2 separate regions of the Homo sapiens genome follow, and region 2 is linked to region 1. The links are chromatin loops, found by intact Hi-C in ENCODE. Cell type or tissue: PC-3. All regions are shown on one strand. Each heading gives the region's core, and the rest is flanking DNA. Links, peaks and the distances in the headings are about the cores only.

The links. Hi-C counts contacts between places; a loop is a spot of excess contacts. Peaks named below come from ENCODE experiments on the same cell type or tissue, not always from the same donor. Only the 100,000 strongest peaks of a DNase experiment are listed, where the experiment ranks them.
Region 2: a loop joins it to region 1, with 2.0 times the contacts of the local background. A loop is called at or near these places in 1 of 110 quality-filtered maps.

What each region holds. Positions count from the first base shown.
Region 1 is chr7:50,911,726-50,917,008 of GRCh38, forward strand. No RefSeq gene overlaps it. Among named protein-coding and RNA genes, the nearest start is that of GRB10, 130 kb to the left of the region's middle. RefSeq lists a silencer at 2,884-3,084. In PC-3, for the core only: no CTCF peak of the experiment used is centred there; a DNase peak (open chromatin) is centred at 2,906; H3K27ac peaks cover 2,244 bases.
Region 2 is chr7:50,835,101-50,840,383 of GRCh38, forward strand. No RefSeq gene overlaps it. Among named protein-coding and RNA genes, the nearest start is that of GRB10, 55 kb to the left of the region's middle. RefSeq lists an enhancer at 3,179-4,378. In PC-3, for the core only: no CTCF peak of the experiment used is centred there; DNase peaks (open chromatin) are centred at 3,081 and 4,091; H3K27ac peaks cover 3,333 bases.

The DNA of each region.
Region 1 (5,283 bases), core at 431-4,430:
CCAGGCATGGTGGTTCACACCTGTAATCCCAGCACTTTGGGAGGCCGAGGCAGACGGACCACCTGAGGTCAAGAGATCAAGACCAGCCTGACCAACATGGTGAAACCCTATCTGTACTAAAAATACAAAAATTAGCTGGGTGTGGTGGCACATGTCTGTAATCTCAGCTACCTGGGAGGCTGAGTCAAAAGAATCGCTTGAACCTGAGAGGTGAACGTTTCAGTGAGCCAAGATTGCACCACTGCACTCCAGCCTGGGTAACAGAGTGAGACTCTGTCTCAAAAAACAAACAAACAGACAAAGAAACACACACACAAAAAAAATAATGAGAAACCGTTACACATCTACTGAATCCCAAACACTGACAACAGAAAATGCTGGCAAAAATGTGAAGCAACAGGAATTCTCATTCATTGCGTGCTGGAATGCACAAGGGTACAGCCATTTTGGCAGACAGTTTGGCAGTTTCTTACAAAACCATTAGATCCAGCAATTGTGTTCCTTGGTATTTACTCAAATGAACTGAAAACTTAGGTCTACACAAAAATCTGCATGTGGATGTTTATAGTAGCTTTATTCATAACTGCCAAACCTTGGAAGTAAACAAGATCTATTTTAATAAGTGAGTGAATAAACTGTGCTACATTCAGAAAATGGAATATTATTCAGCACTAAAAAGAAATGAACCATCAAGCCATGAAAAGACAGAGGAAACTTAAATGTATATGACTAAGTGAAAGGAACCAACCTAAAAAAGCCAAATGCTGTATGATTCCACCAAATGATATCCTGAAAAAGGCAAACTATGGAGTCGGTAAAGGGATCAGGGGTTGCCAGGAGTTGGGGGTGTAAAACGATAGATAGGTAGAGCACCCAGGACTTCAGGTGAGTGGAATGATTCTGTATGATACTACAGTGGTGGATACATGTCATTATACTTTGTTAAAATCATAGAATTTCCAACATCGAGAGTGAATCTCAATGTAAACTATGGACTCTGAGTGATAATGATGCATCCATTGTTACAAATGTCCCATTCTCAAGGGGATGCTGACGACAGGGGTGTCTGTGTTTGGGTGGGGGAAGGAAGGTGTGGGAATTCTATTTTCTGCTCAGTTTTGCTGTGAATCTAAAACTGCTCTAAAAGATAAAGTCTTAATTTACAAAACAACATATTTTTAAAAGAGTTGTGGAGTATAATTAAGCAAGGTAACATAATCCCATGAAAAATGCTAGTAATTCTGAAAACTAACTTTGTGCACCATTTAGAGCAGAAATCATCTGCAACGTTCATATCAATGTGAAGGATAAAAAGTTGAAAAAAAAATCCGGGCTAAAGACATGGTCCTAGAGAATTCATGTTTATGTTTTTCAGTTATTCACCCTGGGAGTATGCATTTTCAACCCATTTTTAATCCATATAGCTGACTCATTTCCCAAGCCATTCTTCCCAACCTTGCCTATAGAGATATGATATCCTTGTTCCAAAGTCTTGTTGGAATCCAAGTATACAGACTATTTACCAGTCTAGGAATTGTATCAAAAAGTCCTGAGGCTTCTCTGCGCTTTCTTAGTGAAGCTGCGTGGGGTTGCTAATGGTCACCACCTTGTTTTCTACGTTTAGGTTAGCTCAGCAAATGTTTGAGTGCTGTTATATGTAAGTCATTGTGGTCATCACCAGGAAGACAAAATAATCTCAAGGGATTTCGAGTCTATTGAGTACATAAACGATCCTTAGGAAATTAGTTTTGGAATCTTGATCAGATGAACTTTACAATCCCAAGCCCCTGTGTAGAAGTTCCTTCCCCTTTCTTTTTGTTAGTGTTGAGAATGTGTATTCCAGAGCTTCTCATCCCACACATCATTTTGTACCTCCAGTTCCTCAGGCTGTACCAACAGGCTCAAGGATCTTTTAGAGGTGCCCTGCCCAGATGACTTGCTCACCTTCCCTTTATCTCTGGACTTGATTTGAATTTCCCCTTTTTTTTATTTATACCCAGTTTAAAAATCTGAGTCACTGACTGAGAAGTTGGGCAGGGAAGAGAGGCAGAACAGCTTCCTTCTCCATCATTTATTCACACCTTCAAGCCCAGCCCATCAACTTGCCCATCCTATTCCTTTTTCTTGTTTTAAACATAACTGAAAACACATCCCACCCAACTATCCTAAATATATTTCTGAGCATCAGTTTCTTTTTGGCTTTAGAATTTCTGATAACACTTTTCTGTGTCTTTGTCCTTTAGAGAAGAAAACATACCAGAATAGAGATGTGGATTCTGTTCTTGGCTATGCTATTTATTTGCTGTGTGAATTTGTAAAATTACTTAGTGTTTTTGACCCTCAGCCTCCTTCTCTGTAATGCGGGTATCATAATAACTATGCTGCCTATATGGTGGCATTAGCTTGAGGGTCAAAACCAGGGTCCACAGATGTTAAAATGTCCACTGAAAACAATGAGGTATTCCCGAAAGGTTACGTGTTATTTTGGTAGACTACTTACTATTGTTTGAATTTTAAAGCTTAGAAATTGATATTCACCGCAGCATGGCACATGAATAAAAGAGTCTGAATCTAATTAAAAGGTAATGTTCCGCTATTCAGATTCTTCTGCCTCGCATATCAGAAAGGCAGGTTTCTCCACTGGCATTCTTGGCTCAACTTTGAGAGCTGTGTTTATGCTGAGCTTCACTGGGGACAATCTCAAAGACACAATATCATGGGAATTGAATTGAATCACTGGAAAATATGATGTTAGGAAAACCAGGCAAGAACAACTTTCCAGTTTTATTTGCTCCACTTTTGCCCCTTTGATGAAGTGAGTCAGAAATTGGTAAATAGAAAGTTCGTTGCTCTTTTATGTGGAAATAGCATACTGAGTAACATCACAGGTCTCTTATGCATAGCATTTAAAAGCATCTTCTCTCTCTCTGTCTTTCGAACTGAAGGCCAAGGGAAGGGTTTGCTGTGTCATCTCTTCATCAGGTGTGGCGTTCCCAGATAAGACCAGACCACACTCCCAAGCTGAACTGAGGCCTAAAACAACAAGCTCATTGTTGCTGTGATTTTGTCTCATTCCCTTGGCAAGTTAAGTTCTCAACTATTTCAGATAATTCCTTTGGTTGGTTGATCTTTGTTTTACCTGTAATAGCATCTTTATCAGAATAATTCCACAGGTCTCCTCCTAGTTTAATCTATCTAATAATTTCCACCTACATAGCACTCTTTCACTACATTTCTGGAGGTGTGGCTTCTGTTTATTTTGTCATGTATGTACAATAGTCCATCACCAACAGCAAAAGTAAGTTAGTCAAAAACCTGATGGGGAGAGAATTTGCAACTGACATGCTTAAACTCCAGAGAAAACAGACGAGGAGTCCTCATAAATATTAATTATGTGCAGTAAAAAATCAGAATGCTGAAAGGGATGATAAATGATACTTCCCATCTTAAATGGATAACAAACAGTTCTGTAAAATTACTTTCTCAAGATTCCTTACTTGCCAGAGATGCTAGAAACACTGCCCCAGGAATTCCAATGAGATGGTTTGTCCACATTTTTGCTCTGATACAGGTAATATGCGTAGTAAGAGGCATTTTCATCTATGTGTGGGGTCCCCCATCAAAATATTCAATATTTTTCTGGTGTTATGAATCAGAATTTTTGCTTCCTGTTTCTTGGGTCCCATCTGAGGGCCTGGTACTTGGATATTTGATATGGGAACAGCCTTAAGTGTTTTCTAACAACCTCAGCATTGGTGACCAGGTAGGTACTTATCCGGTTCCATCTCCTGGAGGTGACAGTGTGGCATCCATGCTCAGACCATCTGAGTTCTAGTCCTAAGAACTCCACCAACCTATGCTTCCTTAGCCAAGTGACCAAGTGTACTCTAGAAGGCTTAGTTTTCCTGTCAGTAAAACGGAGGCAATCGCAGCAAGCATTTCCTGTCCTTGTTTCGAGGGCTGATGGAGATGGCGAGTGTGAAATGCACAGCAGGGCCCTGCACAGAGCAAGGGTGAACATACATCGTTATTCCTAACAAGCACCAGCATCTCCTCTTGGCTCTGTCAGACAACTTGGTGGCAAAACATGTGTTCTTGGCACCTTATGCACACATTTCAGTTTTGCATCCAAGAACTATGTTTCCTTGCACTTATTTGTACCAAGCTCTTCCAAGCTTTGTCTGAAAAGCCTCTTGCCATCACACCATTGCTCTTAGCTCCCAGCCCCAGTTCCCTTTTCCTGATTGTTCTCTGGACCTGTGAATCATTTCACACAAATTGGTCCCAAAATTCTGGCACTTACCAAAAAGTTATATGGAAATATGTCCCTATGCATTGACATTTCTTAGATAGGAAGTTCTATATTTGTGTTTCTTTTTTCTTTCCCAAATAAGGTTAGATTCTTTCAGCTATTTGTAATAGAAAACTTCAACTCAACTTGTTTAAACAATAAGGAATTTATTATCTTATATGACAAGAGATCTGAAGATAAAAGGGCCTCAGAGTTAGCTAATTCAGAGACTTAATGACATAATCAAAGATCCTTGATTTTGAAACTTGCTTACGGGTACCCTTCAGCCCTGAATGTTGCTACAATTCCACTCTTTCCCATGCACCATTAGGGACACACAAGCAGCTAAATGGTCTCACAATCTCCCAAGACAATTGTGATTCCATCCTCTGGGATGTCTTTGTTTTCATACCCTCCTTCCTGGGACCCTGTTCACAAGTCTATGCATCTGTAGCAATGTATCTGAATTATTAAATTGTTCATCTTGTTGGTTCTATAGTGATCCTTCTGAGGTCATAAGCCATGTCCTATTCGTAGGTAAAATCACTAGTCCCTTGTAAAATACAAAGTGCAGGCCAAGTGCTCCATACATTCTTTTTCTTTTCTTTTCTTTTCTTTTTTTCTTTTGAGATGGTATCTCGCTCTGTCGCCCAGTCTGGAGTGCAGTGGCTGGATCTCCACTCACTGCAACCTCCACCTCCCAGGTTCAAGTGATTCTCCTGCCTCAGCCTCCCTAGTAGATGGGATTATAGGAGCCCGCCCCCACACCCAGCTAATTTTTGTGTCTGTAGTAGAGACGAGGTTTCACCATGTTGGCCAGGCTGGTCTCGAACTCCTGACCTCAAGTGTTCTGCCCGCCTTGGCCTCCCAAAGTGCTGGGATGACAGGCGTGAGCCTCCATGCCCAACCATAAATTATTTTTTATAGGGGAAAAGGAAGGCAAGCAGATGAGAGAATTTTTGGTGCGCTATGCTTGATGTTTTAGATGGAGC
Region 2 (5,283 bases), core at 654-4,653, 76 kb before region 1:
GTCCAGTGATGAGGGACTGAGAGAACAATCTGGAGTTGCGGTGGTGGAGAGGAGCGGAGTGTGACATGGTGGTTGAGAGGAGAAAACCAGGGCTGATAGGATTAAGCAGTAGAATCAAGGCCACAGGAATAAAATTGGAGCAAAGATATTCACAACTCCATTCACTCACAATTACAACCCTATAGCTGAGTCATGTTGATATGAGATTTTATCTCTTTTGGGGCATTAGAGCCAGGCTGCTGCTCAGAAATCCAAATTCTCCAGCATTGGCATCAAGGTGCCTGGGTTTGTTTGCTCTGGTCGCCATAACAAAGCACCACAGCTGGGGGACTTCAACCACAGAAATGTATTGTCCTGCAGTCCTGGAGGCTGGAAATCCAAGATCAAGGTGCAGGCAGGATTGGTTTCTCCTGAGGCCTCTCTCCTTGGCTTGCCTTCTGTCTGTGTCCTCGTATGGTCTTCCTTCTGAGTGTGTCTGTGTCCCAACCTCTCTCTTTATGAGGACACCAGTCAGATTGGGTTAAGGCCCACCCTAATGGCCTCATGTTACCATAATTCAATCACATTCTGAGGTCTTGGGGATTAGGACTCCAACATATGAATTTTGGGGGACACAATTTAGCCTTTAACAGTGACCTCAAGACCCTGTGGGTGAACTGATGCCCCACCTCCCAGTGCTTATTCAGAATGCTCACACCGTCATGATCCATGATCATTCTTCCCTGCGCGGGAGATCAGAGCCTAGAACTGAGATCTCTGATAACGTCTCTCCATTGCTGGAAGAGTTCATTGGGCTGTGACTGACCCTCCAGACCTCTAGGAATCAGCCAGCAGGTGACACATGTTGTCCTGACCTTCAGTGAATGCTGCCTGAAGGATGGGGGGTAGGAACAATAGAAGTCTCCCTTTCTCCCTCCACATACACTCAAAAATTGAGCATCTCAAAGGGAAGGGCCAGGCTATCCTCGACTGGGTGGGAGTTTAAGCCATCACAGCCATGTTCCTCCAACCTGACCTCGTTCTCTCCTACCTCACCCCAAATAATCCAGCAAGAGGTGAATCTAGGTGCTTCTCCTTGTGTCTGCTCATGCCTTGTAAGTAAGGGAAGAATGACAGTGACATGCTGCCATGCTTTCAGGCACATTTTTAATGGGTTCAAGTTTCCACTCATCAGTGGCTTCATCTTTATCCTGTGGCCAGCTCCCTGAGGTAGGGCTTAGCCTAGCCTGTGACCAAATGGGTCATCTTGAGTCTATCAGCTCCTGAGGTCTAAGCTGAAAACTTATATGTGAAGTCCCATTGGCTTTCAAGGGAGGCCGAACTTCTATGATCAAGTTAATCATTCGCTTTGCCTTGTTTCAGACCAGTGAGACCCCAAGAGGACAAGACGGTCAAGAGGTGGAATTTGCATACCAAAATCCACCCTGAATCATCAACTGTTCTGTGGTGATTATTTTATAGGTTTTTGTGAAGATTAAATCAGATGGCATATGTCAGGTGCCTGGAATGTGCTGAAGCTGGCACAAGATACATGTTCAAATTCCCTCCATCCCATCTAAGGACACGTACCTGTGGTGAACCATAGACCCTGGTCACAGCTTTGCTTAGGGACAGGTCTGTCCAGCACCAGGAGGTTCAAGCTCAGAGAAAGAGAAGGGAGTTGGCCTAGAAATCCCAGCAGTGATTGACAGGAGAGACCCCCTGGTGGGTGGGACTCCATCACATGTGCCAGTTTCCAGGTGTCTGTGGCAGAAGGCACAGAAGGAACCCACAGATGGGGTAAGAGTGCTGGCTCCCTCCCACCCTTGTTCATGTCTATCTAGGCTGTTCTCTGCACAGCAACCTGAGTGGGCCTGTTATGTGTAGCATGTCCCTTGTCCACTAAAAACTCTCTGATGATTTCCCTTTATCCTGAGTGGAAACCAAAGTCTTTACAATGGCTCGTAAGTCTCTCCTTGATCTTACACCCCTTGATCTCTCTGACTCCATCTCCTATCCCTCTCTGCATTGCTATGCCTGCATATGCCAGGTAGGTGCCCACAACTTGGCCTCTACATGTACTCTTTCCTCATCCTCTAACTTCCCACATGGATGATGGCATGGTCACCCCCTTCCTGCCCTGGTCTCCACTCAGATGCCACCTTCTCAGTAGCCCTCCCTCGCCATTTTCTGCTTTATTATTTTTTTTTATCATGGCACTTATCCTCAGCTAACCTGGAATCATCAACTGTATAGAGCTAACACACTCTATATATTACTCATATATCTCTTGCTCATTTTGTTTCTGTGATTTCTTCTGCCTTGAAAATAAACTCCATGAGGGTAGGAATATTTGACCTTTTGTCTACTTTTAGTGCTGTATCCCCAGTAGTCCTGGCACATAGTCAGCAAACAAAAATTGAATGAATGAAATAAATGAATGTCCTGAGAAGAGAGAGGCTACCATCCCCAACCTGCCCTATTAGCCCGTCCAGCTGCAGATGGAAAGACCTCAAGTCTAACTGCAGCCAAGCTCATTGCAACCAAGTAGGTGCAGGTTATACAAGCCCCATACCTGTGCTAAATGGTCTGTATGACAGCAGGAAGCAGAACCCGGGCAAAAGTAACAGGAGCTATTTACTGGAAAACTGTAAAAGTAATCATCATATGAATGAGGTATCAGGAAACTAACAATTCAATGTATGCTCATGGACCAGGGTTGGGAATAAATGAAAGAAATAGAAGGCCTGCCAGAGATCCCCGAGCACACGTTTAAAAGAAAGAAACTGCAAAATTGAATGTGGTGATATCATAGAAGTAAGACCATAAAAGACTATAAAAACATAACCTCACTGTGGGTTATAAGATTCTTGGACATCATTAAAAAGAACCATGAAAATGGAGCTACTTGGTAGGGATCCAGTTGGAATAAGAACTAAAGTGGTCTCCCTCTGCCTCGATGTCTGTGACCAGAGGCGGTCTCTCTGAATGGAGTATGTGCAGCGGATGTGAGTGAGTGCGTGTGAAGAAAATTTCCCAACAGCTCATTCAGTGCACGGGGAAGACAGTTCCATGAAGGCAAGGCCTGAGTGTCTCTTTTGACTGCTTTGTTCCCATTGTCGGCTCAAAGCCGGACGTGTCACTGACGCTTAGTCAATGTTTATAGAATGAGTTCATACTGAAAATCAGACTTCATTGCCATCGGTGCCTTCTTTCCTGAGCTGTTTCTCAAGGGCTCCAATATGGAGAATTCTTCCTGGCTCCTTTGACATTCTAAGAAGTACGTGTGTGTGCCTGTGTGTGTGCACATGCAAGAGTCTGGAGTTCATTTTAGGGCCAAGAGCCTGGTGTCCAAGCATCTAGGTTGGTCTCTTGGCTGGTTGGTTGTACTTTGCCTCCACAGCCAGCTTTTGTCAGTGAGAGAAAAATGGCACAGGAGCCAAGAGTTAGGTTCAAATTTCAGTTCAGCGGGGTCCTCTCTGTGTGACCTCAGACAAGTTACTGCATTTCTCTGGGACTCCATTTCCTTACCCATAATGGAGAAGTGAGGGTTCTTCTCTCGTAGGGCTGAGCTTGGGATTGAGTGAGGCAATCCAGGTAAAGTACTTAGGCATGTGCTTGGCACTTGAGAAGTGCTCGCTAAGGGGTTCATTCTTATGTTCCCTGTGAAGAAGGCAAAGGAGAGGTTATATAAGATGAGTCCACTAGCTCCTCTGTGCAGGCAGAGCAGAGAAGGAAGAGATGAGACTTGTCTTACAGGTGGAACTTGGAGTGGGTCAGGATTTGATGTCTTCTGGGAACAGGAAGACCGTATGAAGTTACTTCCAAACACATCAGACACTAAAGGAATGAGCCAAGACCAAGTCTATCAGAGACAGCCCGCTTTCAAATAGGGAAGGATGGGTAAGTTGAAGGAGCCCGACATACGCACCAGGGTCTAGGTGATAAGAGTTCAGAGTTCAGGTGGAAATAGAGCCAAGAAGCAGCCAGTTTTAGAACGGAAGGGAGGTGGGTGGAGGGGCTGGGCCTGAGCTGTTGCCTCGAATGCCGTCACCTACTGGCTCCTGGCGGGCTTGTGCTTGAGTCAGAATTACTTAAAAGGTCAGGGACAGGGCACACAATAAAATAAAACAGCAAGGCAGCCCAAGGAACTCTCTGGTGAGCTCAGATTTAAATAGCACATGAATAAAACGGAGAGAAATGGCATCATATTCTCTGGGGAATAGGAGAGGCATGTGAGTTTATGACAATAGCACTAGGAAGACTAAGGCCTGATGTGTACTGGGGTTACAGAAACTCCTAAGGCAACAAAAAGAGCTAGGAGAGAAGAACAAGGATGAAGCAGGTCTGTGGCTTGTGGCCTGTAGGGCAATCAGGACAGATGGCGAAAATGACACACACACAAAAACCAGATGACAACAACAACAACAACAAATAAGACAACTCTTTCGCCGTAAGTCAAGCAGAACATTCCAGCACCATGGTGTGGGGAAGATGAATCCCATGGAAGAACGAGCAGGTCAGGGAGAACCTTCCTCCAAAGCAGCTGCTCTCAGGATGCATCCTTGTGATGAGTTTTGTGGGACCTGCATGGAATTGCAAGTTTAAAGTGGAAACCAAATATTTTAAAATCCACATGTTTCTTCTTTTAAAACAAAAACAAAAGAACCCTGGCATTTCTGGTGTTTCTTGCAAAGTTAGGCAATTTGGCAATGTTGGGCACTTCTTCCTGGATGGCAAAATCGGATGGGTGCCGCTAACTTTCAATGGGTGTCACCAGTTCCTCACTGTCTCCCTCCCACCCACCACCCATGCTTGGGTCCTATAGACATCTGAGTTTGGGATCCCTGATATAAGTGCTCTAAATCCATCCAAGTCTCCTGACATAATCCCCAGGGACTGAGAGACCTTGAAATTGACAACATTGAACTTCTGTGGATGATCTGGAAGGAATCCTAGAGAACCTAAGTGGTGCTATGAAACTGAAAATGAACAGTATCATTGCAATTCTCAAAAACAACAAAGAGAGAGAGATTCTATGGAGAAGATGGAGAGATGCTCTGAGCAGAAATATGATCAGGTAGATTTTTAGGTTTCAGCACCAAAGGATAATCCTGGAATGAAGTTTCTAGGACTATGGCAAGGGCTATATCCGCAAACCTGACCTTCTTTTCACCTTTTCCCCCAATGATTTGGAGAAAGATAAGGAAGTTACAAATATCAAAAAATGTATGTAACACAAACCTGAAAAGAATCATTCAAAGTGAACAACTGTTATTGGGCTACAGTCCCCACCCCACTGTC